Linked DNA regions of Mus musculus: region 2 is linked to region 1. The links are chromatin loops, found by intact Hi-C in ENCODE. Cell type or tissue: gastrocnemius. All regions are shown on one strand. Links, peaks and the distances in the headings refer to the core of each region. The heading gives the core; the rest is flanking DNA. Region 1 overlaps Btbd9 (BTB (POZ) domain containing 9). Region 2 overlaps Btbd9 (BTB (POZ) domain containing 9).

What was found. Peaks named below come from ENCODE experiments on the same cell type or tissue, not always from the same donor. Only the 100,000 strongest peaks of a DNase experiment are listed, where the experiment ranks them.
Region 2: a loop joins it to region 1, with 2.4 times the contacts of the local background. A loop is called at or near these places in 2 of 42 quality-filtered maps.

What each region holds. Positions count from the first base shown.
Region 1 is chr17:30,452,691-30,458,072 of GRCm38, reverse strand. The region is part of intron 6 of Btbd9 (BTB (POZ) domain containing 9); the gene reads left to right. Among named protein-coding and RNA genes, the nearest start is that of Btbd9, 120 kb to the left of the region's middle. In gastrocnemius, for the core only: a CTCF peak has its summit at 3,025 (motif pointing right); DNase peaks (open chromatin) are centred at 3,027 and 3,731.
Region 2 is chr17:30,257,625-30,263,006 of GRCm38, reverse strand. All of the region lies in intron 9 of Btbd9 (BTB (POZ) domain containing 9), which reads left to right. Among named protein-coding and RNA genes, the nearest start is that of Zfand3, 260 kb to the right of the region's middle. In gastrocnemius, for the core only: a CTCF peak has its summit at 4,306; a DNase peak (open chromatin) is centred at 2,845; H3K27ac peaks cover 2,508 bases.

The sequences.
Region 1 (5,382 bases), core at 53-5,052:
CATGAGGTACCCAGTTTGCTTTGCAGAGTCAGGGATGGCTATAGATGGCTCAAAACCCCTGCACTAATGACTTCCATGGCAACTGCACTCAGGTGCGCACACAGACACACTGCACACATAATTAATAAAAAAAAATTAAGTTAGAAAAGAAACATCTGTGGAGTATGCATCATCTTGTGTGCTGAGTGAAATGTTTCGAGAGGGAATCCATTTGAAGGGAGGGGAGAAATCCTTGAGCCCTGAGTTAGAGAGTATAAATCACAAGTCAATATGAACTTCAGATAATCCTTTATCCAGCAGCGATGTGTGACAGCACTTGGAGGTGGGAAAATTCCCTCCTTGTGTACTTTTGGAGAAATCCAGTGTTTTTATTTGGTACAGTTGCATATTCATTCCTAACAGACTGCGTTCTGAAAGAATTGGACTTTTATAGATTCTATGAATATTCAGAGAGTCACCAGAGCCGAGTCTGTCCTTTACCTTATGTGTCTAGACCCATCTGTCATTTCTTGCTAGATAGTTCTACTTCTCTTTCGCAGCGTTTGCCTTTTGGATAAAGCATTCCCCATTGTTGACCGGGGGTGGGTGGGGGTGGGGGGTTGGGGGTTGCTGGTGGCTTTGGTTCTCTGCTTGAAGGTAGGCAGTCCTCAGAGTGGATCTTTGGAGGGACACAAAGACAGATGGACACAGCCTTCTGTCTGTCAGTGTTCCCTCTGGGCTGTCTCCCATACCTTGGGTGGTGGTGTTCCCTCTGGAAAGCAGTTAGGACATTGTTTAGCATACTGGCTCAGCAAGGGGCACAGGATGGCTGTTGCCACTAACTCATCAGAGAACTTGGCAAGCAGCAGACCAGACTCTGGAAGCCTTATTCATTAGCATATTAATTGACATGACCATTAGCCTTAAGCCCAAATTTTAAAAGTTGTCCCATGAGTCCCTTCTCCTGGTACCCTCTTATTTCTCTCAAGCCTATTTACATCTTAAAAAACAAAAGCATGCTTTCAACATTTTAAAACTTAGGCTCCTTTTGATAAACTTGAAAGTCTTATAGTACCTTTACTATTATTTAAGATATTAATTAAAAGGAAAGAATCAAAGTAATGACAGTCGTGAAGGCCATTTTTCATCCTACAGTTGAGGTCATTGTGAGGTTGCTTGCCTGCCACAAGCTTGACAGAGTCCGGTGTAGGTCACTTTCACCTCATGGTGCTCATTTGCTTTATCATTGTCATACAGGGTGTGAGGCTCCTTTCCAGTGTCCTCCGTGTGCTGTGTCCTTTGAGGTTACACTCATGCCCAGCTCCCCCTGCTCAAAGGTTGGGAAGCTTGACTCCCCTACTGTCTTCTGTCATCCCGCTTTAAACCCGTAACTAGGAAGAAGCAGGTGAAGTAATTGAGATGGCTTAAGTGAGGCATTTTTATTCCTGAGCACATCCTGTTCCCTGTGAGCATCCCGTGGGGCTGCGCTACCGTTCCTCCTCTTCAGTGTCCTTACTTTCCAGATGTCCCTGCAAGGTCAGCGAGGCCCTGTCTGCCAGCCTCACTCAGACTCACTCCCATGCCAGCGGCCCTTCTGTGTACGGTGAGTGAAGTAAACAGACCGCAACCTCCCGGCTCTTCAGTGTGGGGCAGTAAAGGGCTGGACTTGTATAGAAAGCCGCTGTAAGGAGGTTCACTGGTTCCGCTGAGTGCTTCCCAGTCCACTAACTCCACCTCAAGTGCCCCTCCCTGTGCGATGGGTCTTTTGCAATTTTCAGTCGTCAGAGGGGCCAGAGAAGAGAACTGACATCTTTGAAGATGTTCTGTGCATGTTTGAGGTGGTAGGGCCAGATGTAGCTCTTATATTGTGAAATTGAACCCTCAGTGTTGGCATGAGATGGGAACCCATTGTTCCTTGTACATAGATGAAGACTTTCTGCTCGCCACAGAGCGGTCTGAGTTTGGACCTGAACTGTTGCTGTCATTGTAGCACTGCATCCTTGGTTCCTATGACAAGACTGACTATTTTCCAACATGTTCAAAGCTTTATATTTTTTGCATAAACAAAAGAGGAAAATCATTAATTTGTATTATTCTCTTGAAAACAGCCTAGTTCATTCTACTCAGTAACTGTTTGATTTATGATCTGGGGCAGTGTTTTCATGCCTTATGGCTTTTTATGAGTAGAAAACTGGGAATGTTATAACAACCTTACTCATTTTGGTTCTTATTGTGAATGAAAGTATGATCCTTTGACTATGAAAGATCAATGTTTGGGGGGCGGGATCAGAAGCATTTTGTATTAGCTTGAGGGAGCTGCTTCCTGCCACCTCAGGAAAACTATTTGGCTCTAGAAAACTGTTGACACACAGAAAGAGAGTACCGGATACTTTATGACCCTAACTTGCTGTTACAATGCTCACAGGTTGTGTAACAGAAGAGTGTCCCGTGATTTTTATGATCTTGTTTAAATTTGAACGTTTAGGAGTCAGTTGTCAGTTTCTACTGCAGAAGGCCAGCCACTGGCCTGGGACTGGAGGGATCCACTCGCTTCTCCTGAAGCCCTGAACCCGTGTGAGGCTCTGTCTGTCTCCTGTCCCTCAGAGCTTGTCTTAGAAGGAACAAATGAGATTTGAATAAAGAGGTTTAAATTTTGTGAGGGAAAAGTAACAGTGGGAAGATAGTATGACATGATAAATGTGACGAGATAAGCACTCGTGTTAAAAATAAATAAATAGGGCTGGTGAGATGGCTCAGTGGGTAAGAGCACCCGACTGCTCTTCCGAAGGTCCAGAGTTCAAATCCCAGCAACCACATGGTGGCTCACAACCATCCGTAACGAGATCTGACGCCCTCTTCTGGAGTGTCTGAAGACAGCTACAATGTACTTCCATATAATAAATAAATAAATCTTTAAAAAAAAAAAATTAAATAAATAAATGAATAAATAAATAAATAAATAAAGGCGCTCATGTTACTCCCTTTGTTCAGTGTGAAAAGAATGGAACAGTGGCCTCTGAGACTTGCATTTTGAACACTTGGCCACTGGAGGGCGCTATGCCACTGCAAACCACTTTTTTCAAGGGAGAAGTCATCAACTCTCATTTTTCTTCAAAGATAAAGGATTCATATTCTTGTAATACTGAATCCGTTCATACTTAACATTCAGCCTTTAGCTGTGGAAACTTGTTTGAATGACAGTAATGGCTTCATTTCAAGTTATTTAAATGTTTAATGCTGTGTAATTTACACAAATGTGTATAATCCTTTATTTAACTAGATGAAAATAATATACTGTTAACATTGTTTTTTAGCATTAATTAATGTGACTAATTATAACAAAAACCACTAAATCAGTTTCATTGCATGATCAGACTACAGAGAGGCTTCCGTCAAGCCCAGGCTGGCACAAGTCAATGCTGTCCTCAGCCCTGCCCCCTCCCCCCCATTCCACACTCTGTTTTTATTTTAAATTTGCATTCAGTGTAACTACGGCTACACTAGGTTAACTGGAGGTCCTTTTCTGCTAAAACTCATTCTTTCAATGAAGGAGGTTCATAGTACTGTTCTTCTTAAATGAAAATTACTCTCAGTATTTAAACAGAGAGAAGGAATGTCCCATGTGACAGCCCTTATCCTGGCACCTGCAAGACGAATGAGAACTCTCTTTTCTCAGGCATCCTGCCGGAGGACCCTGTGAGCCCAGCCCATGCCACCATTGACTCTCAGTAGTCAGCAAAGCAAATGCCCCGCTGTTCTCCAAGCTCTGACTGCTCTCAGAAATCAGATGAGTCCAAGTCAAAACCAGACGACAGGTTTGTGGCAGCTGGCTTGCACTGCTGTGATGTGTTCCACCAAAACTGCCCATTACAGCCCTCTGTCTGTAGACACAAGTCATTCTTTCTCAGTAAACACTGTTTCTGCAGGTGCTGGAGAAAGAAACTTTTGCTCTCTCAAAATAATTGTTAGCTCGAAACAAGCTATCTTACTTTCCTAAACTCTGGAGATTTTGTTCATAATTCGAAGAAATTTTAAGCGCTAAAGTACATAAATATCTCCTTATTTTTAGATAAAATTCTACATTTAAATTGTTTAGGTTTTCCAAAATCCTATAAACAAGGTTCATCAACTGTTTATCATACTTTTATATCATTGTAATTTTTATGTGCATGGCAATATTTTGGGAATGAAATTTTAAATGGAAAGCTTGAAAGGTGATTTTGTACGGAAAATGCAGTCTTTCAGCACACTGAGGGTTAACAGGTTTTTAATGAATTCATGTTTGTGTACATTGTAATTTTCCTTACCATACTATAAGTATTACGTTGTTTGTGTGCTGTGTGTTTGTGTACCTGTGCACACACAAGCTCTCCCACAAAGTATCATTGTCCGGTGTCACCGCTAATTGAACCACAGTGTGCTGGCTCTCGGGTAGAAGCTGAGGAGCTTCTGAAGGAGGCTGCTGGAGAGTGAGTGATGCAGGGTTTAGATTATGTTACCTCCCTCCTCTGCTCCTGGAGCTCTTCTCTGCATTTGATCCTTGCACACACTGTCTTAGTAGGTGGACGTGTCAGCCCCCTTTTACTGCTGGAAATGGAGGGTACAGCTCCAGTCTCCTGCTCCTGTAACTGTCAGCCCTCCCACCATCTTCCTCCTGTAAAAGGTGCCCGCCCACCGGCTGAATGGCAACAGATACTGGAGGCCTGGTGGGGTCTCTGGTGGGAAGTCTGGCCTTTGTTTCTCTCTGCCTTACACATTGCCTTAGGCTGTTCTGTGTGTGGGTTTTCCTCTAAATGAGATCTGGTTATTCTTTTCCCATGTTATCCATGACAAAGCAAGCAGTGAAGGAATTTTACTTTAGTGGGAATTTAACCCTGACCAAAAAGCTTCTTTCATGATAGTCTTACCCTCCCCATAGTTTGGAAAGTAGTCTCTCAACATGAAAGACAATAAACAGGATTGAAAATGGAACCGGACAGAGAAGAGATGAATGAGATATGTTGACTGTCATGGCGGCATGAGGGAGTGTTGGTTTGATTGTTATAGCGACAGCTGAAGAACTGAGGTTGGCATGGATTGCGTTGTCAGGCTGGGTGGAGGACCAAGGATGGCACGGATTGGGTTTCTTTTATTTTCTGTACTTTGGTTTCTTCTCACTTAAGAATGAGATTTTTTTTTTCTTGGTGTGTACAAACAGACAAGCTGATTTCCTTAAGAGATGTACTGTTGCCAGTATTTGACAGCTAAGATTGAATCATAAGGTAGGACATTTCCTAAAGACATTGTATGTTTTAATCAGTGCTAAGGTAGGGAAGATAGATAAGTACTAAGGTAGCAATGAAGTGAACACATGAACAGCTGTCACTACTAATTATGCAAGGAAAAATGATCGCTCGTTAAATA
Region 2 (5,382 bases), core at 331-5,330, 200 kb after region 1:
CCAAGTTGCAATCACAAACAGCAAAAGAATGTCTGTGCCCTTAGTGACCTAGTTTGGCACTGTGGACCTGCTTGGTTTTCCTTCTCCTTCCCTGTAGCATTGCACATTAAATTTGTCCCAGAGAACCCATGATTTTGCCTTGCTACAGACGCCATCTTGATAGCCGTTGCTTGCTCGTCTCTGGTGCCCAGAGCCTCAGCCTGTATTTCTGCTTCAGGGCAGGGCCTCAGGCAGGCAGGGAGCAGAACTACACAGTTGTACCAGGCCTGAGTAGCTAGTTGTGTCTTCCAGGGAGCTGCTGAGCCTTCCAACTTTGTGGCCTCTCCTCTGGGTTACTCTGAGTGTTCTAAGGGAGTCTCCCAGAAGCCTGCTTATTTATATTTCAGTTCTAACTGAAGATCTAGTTCTGTGCCAACCTGCTGTCCAAGTCACAGATTTAAACCAAAGGACAAAGTTCATGTGCTCACAGCGCCATTAGCTCCTGGGACTGAAGCCTCTGCCTATTACCAGCAGCTGCTACTGGCGAACTAATTGGGAGCCCACTGACCAGGGAACCCCGTAACATCAAGTAGTACTCAGGTTTTTACTAAAACAAAGCAGCTACAATTACAGAGGCATTTGTGGACTTGTAATCTGATTTCAAATTTATAACTTCATATCACAGTGGAATGATCTTCCACCATTAATATTAATTAACTATAAATGTCTGAGGAGATGGGGAAGGAATGGAAGACACAGCCCTCCTAAGCCTTTCACATTTGGGATGAGAACTGCTGATGCTTTCAGGCTCTGTTGTCTCCTGTTGCCACTTCCTAATTAACATCATAATTCAACCGATACTGAATCATTTAACTGGGTAGGAATCCCAGTCTGTGAGGCCTGGGTCCAGGTTAGCTCAGAAATCTGACACGATTCACCAGCTTGGCAGACATGTTCTAAGCCACTGCTTTAGGCCAGGCAGTGAGCTGGGACGCTACCTTGTGGGCTCCCAGCTTAAGCCCATTCCAGGGGTTCAGGACCCTGCCAGAGTAAGATGCAGGTACAGTCGGAGGTGTCTGTGAATTCTGATGCCCTCAGGTGATCCACAGATTCCCCAGTTGAGTCTTAGGTTAAGCAGGATGCCTAACCAGGAAACATGCTACCTAGACAGCTGGCCTTGGCCTTGGTGGATAAACACAAGCCACAGAGTTTCCTGCAGCCTGCTAGAAGGAAGTTCAAGCATGCTTTCTAAGGTCCACTGTCCCGGTGATGGCAGGATTGCAGCCTGCATGTTGCTGTTTGGCTTTTTGTTTGGTTTTGTAATGAAACTGTGTTCAGCCATGGGGAGGCTCAGCAGTGGGCGGTGTTGGCTCCACTCCTGTCCACCGTTCTTCTGCCCTCTCTGATGATAAGTACGATAGTTCATCTGTAATGAGCACTTGTACTCTATATAAACTGCAATCCTGAATCGTGTAAGCGGTCATTTTCCACTCTGCTTGGAAACAGAGGCTTTCTGCTTGGCTTAGTTACAGCCAGAATTCGGGGGTTTCCCTTCTCAACAACATGATAGTTTCAGAGGCATATTTTTTCCACAAAATAGATAAGTTAGCTTTCCAAGCTTGTCCAAAATGTGTAATGGTTACTCTTGTCCTCAAGTGTCAAAGGCAAATAAACAGTTCTAAGATAGCCGTGTACAAGTAAATGATGCTGTGCGTTCTTGAGCTGCCTTCCACTGTGTCCTGGCTTTTTCTCAAGGGATTAGTGCATCTTGAAGCTAGCTCAATAGCTTGGATCATAAAACTGCCAAGTCTCAAGTTATTGTTTTAAATTTCCTACGGGAGATTGCATCTTAAGTATAAAGGGGACTTACCCCATGACTCGGTGCCCTTACTGATGGGGGGAGGGGCGTGTCTCGTCATGCTGTTTGCTTTTCTCACCCAAGTCACAGGCTTTCAAGATTTGATGGAGTGCTTGCATTGATTTTTAATTTTCTTAGTCACCAGAAAATACATTTAAAATATAAATAGGCAAAAGCTTTACACTGTAACCTCCCTTGCCTCTGTGTCAACATTTTTGCCTTTCCTTGCTGATCCCAGGTCCGTAAGACTGCACATCCTTCTCTAACAATCTAAGCTTGCTTGTCATGCTGCCCCTCCTCTTGTCTCCTGGAATCACTTAGTCATGCATTTCCTTCTGTAGGTCTCTCAATGGTTCTACCATGAACAAGACCAACAGCTATTGATTTGGGGATGTCACAGAGGCCTCGTGGATCCCTGTGACATGAGCCCTGGTGCTTCTGTGGTCACTAGGCACTGTTTTCTGACTGAATCCTCCTGAAGATGTCTGTCCTGACTCTTACCTTCTTTTGTGACTTGCTAAAGTCAGAGAAGAGGCAGAAGTTGTAAGATGACATCTCATTTAAAAGGTGACCTTGCCGGCCGGGTGTGGTGGTGCACGCTTTTAATCCCAGCCCTTGGGAGGCAGAGGCAGGCGGATTTCTGAGTTCGAGGCCAGCCTGGTCTACAGAGTGAGTTCCAGGACAGTCAGGGCTACACAGAGAAACCCTGTCTCGAAAAACAAAAAACAAACAAACAAAAAAGCAAAAGGTGACCTTGCCATCTTGCCTTTTTGGCACGGAAGATCATATTTGTTCAATGGAAAAGCAGGTTGATAAGCTCTGTGTGCTGGAGGAGTCAGGAGGGAAAGAGCAGACCACTCCCTGATGTGCTGCGTTCTCGTCGCTGTGATAATGCACAGAAACAACCTACAGAAGAAAGGGTTTATTTTGCTTTATGTTCCCAGAGGAATAGAATCCTTCATGGCCAGGACAGCATGGCCTGGCAGCAGAACAGAAAGCTGGCTGGCAACCTCTCAGCCGTATACAGGGAACTGAGAAACAGCAGGAAGCGGGGGAGGTATAAACCCTGAAAAGGCCTGCCCTGGTGACATACTTCTTCTAGCAATGCTGCACCTCCTAAAGGGTCCATGGCCTCCCCAAACAGCCCTACCAACTGAGGACTAAGCACTCAAGTGTGTGAGCCTATGGCGACTCCCACACTCTAGACAGTGTGTACATCACATACATACATACATACGTACGTACATACATACATACATACATACATACATACATACATACATCACAGAGGACTCCTGTCCACTGCCCCCTTCTCAAGTAAAAGCAACCTGGAGTTGAAGAGCTTGCTTCGAGTGTCCACTGAAGTTACAAGGAAGAGGAAGGAGGGAGGTAAAGCCAGGGTGGGGACCAAGAGAGACTAAGAGGGGACAAGAGAGGTTTCATGTTTCCTCTCATAATGGATTGAGAACATGAAGGCATAAAGGAAACAGGAGGAGGAAGAGGATTTGCATCATTGGGGGAGGGGAAGAGGGCTAGCAGAGGGTGGATATAAGCAAACTACAACAATCTGTGTATAAAAATGTCACAATGAATACGCTTCATTTTGTATGCTAACTAAAAATAATTAGAAATTTAAAACAATCAGTTAGAAAAAAGTGTTCAAATCCCAGGACAAATGGATAGATCACAAGGACTGTTATTAGAAATGAAAATAGTAAGCATCTTTCCAGGGCTCAGCTGCTGAGCAGAGAGGTGGGGCAGGTGCCCATGGAGCCCTTGATTGCACCCCACATTTGCAGGGCTGCTCAGGGCTGTGCTTGTCGTCCTCCTGGCCAGCCATCTCTGAAGCCCCTTGTTTCCCAGATCCGAGTCTGGACATCCCGTCTCCTTCCTCCTGCCGTGTCTCCAATTGAAATGGTCCCTCTGCATGTAAGGCTGAGTCTGTGCCTGAAGTGCACTGGCCCAGGTGGAAGCACAATTTTAATCAAACGTGCATAGAACAACTCAATTGCTACCAAAATCCCAAGAGTCCTAGTGCTATTGGTAGCCAGATTTTCACTTGTTTCCTGGGTTTTGGTTTCTAGCCCAGCCTGTTGTCATGGGGGTTTGTGTAGATCATTTGAATAGCATTAGGATTTCCAGTTCTCTTAAGAGTCATTTTTATTTTTTATTTGTATGTATGGAATGTTTTACTCGCACCATTTGAGCCTGGTGCCCATTGAGGCCAGAAGAGAGGGTCAAACCGAAGCTCACCTATGCAAAGCCTATGCTAAAGCAGCAAGCATTGGCTCTGGGTACCTGTGGCTATCGTTCCTTGCCTGATTTCTCCTGTGACGTTTTCCAGATATGTGGGTATCTGAGGCCTGGGTCTTTGCTGACAAGATGAGCATGCCAGTCTTTCTTCTGTCACTGGCCTTCTGAGGTGATCTCAGTGGTTAACTTTAGCAGTGCATGAGAACCATGGTGTCACAGGGAGGCAGCCTTCCCACATGTCTGTCTGGCTTCAGTCTGTTTGCAGCACAGTCCTCTGGCAGAGCAGGGCTGTGGTTACAGTAAGCCTGCTTTTGCTTTCAGCTGCTCTCCGACCCCCAGGCTACTGACCTTTTAGGATACTCTCTTTTTCTTTCTTTTTTTCAGTGCCTACCAGCAGACATAGCTTATACGGGCCTCTAACTATTCATCCAGTTCACTTAACAGGGAACTCACTGTGACATCAGCTGTGTCAGACAGAAATCCTGAGCACCAAACTAAAGAGCCTATGGAAGGGAGTTGAGGTTTGCAGCTGGCTTTTGACAATAATATGAAGTCCAGGCTTCCCTGAGGAACAGAGCTGTTCAGTCCCTGTGTTGTGGTGGAGTTTACTGAATGTCTCCTGGATGTTGGATACCTGCAAGAGCGCTTGGCGTCTGCCCAGGGGTGGCGCAGTCACTTGCTAAAGCACAGCACGTGAATGTGAAGTACATGTGAGTGTCACACTTGTGCTGACTGTACAACAAGCTTGTTACGCTGCTGACTATGCTCTTGGGATGGGATGGAGATGCATCACCAGCCACAAAGGATGAAGCCAGCCTTGCTGTGCCATGAACTGGCTCCGTGTCTCTGGACAGGTCACCCGCTATCCCCGTGAGTCTGTCTCCACATCTATAAAATGCCACTCCTAAAACAGAGCTTGATGCTGGGCTCTGGGGAGCTGTGCTTATTAAAAGAATGTATTGTTATGCTCACATAAACATGTACAATAGTCACATAGGGCAGAAGACAGGATAGATTTACCTCTGACATTTCTTTTAATGTTTGCATGCATGGCTGAAAAGCCCTGGCATACCATGGCTGCATAGATGTAGAGATACCCACAGACATGTGTGCTGCAAGTGTGTGTGTTTTATGTGTGTGTGTGTGTTAAGGAGGGGGAGAGACCTCTTGTCCCTTCCTCTCCTGAGCCCAAGCGGCAGAAGGGTCACAGCTCCACTCCCAGAGCAAAGCCACAACCTCAGAACAAAAGGACAGCCTGAGAAATACTAAACAGCTCTCCTCCTGGAAGTGAT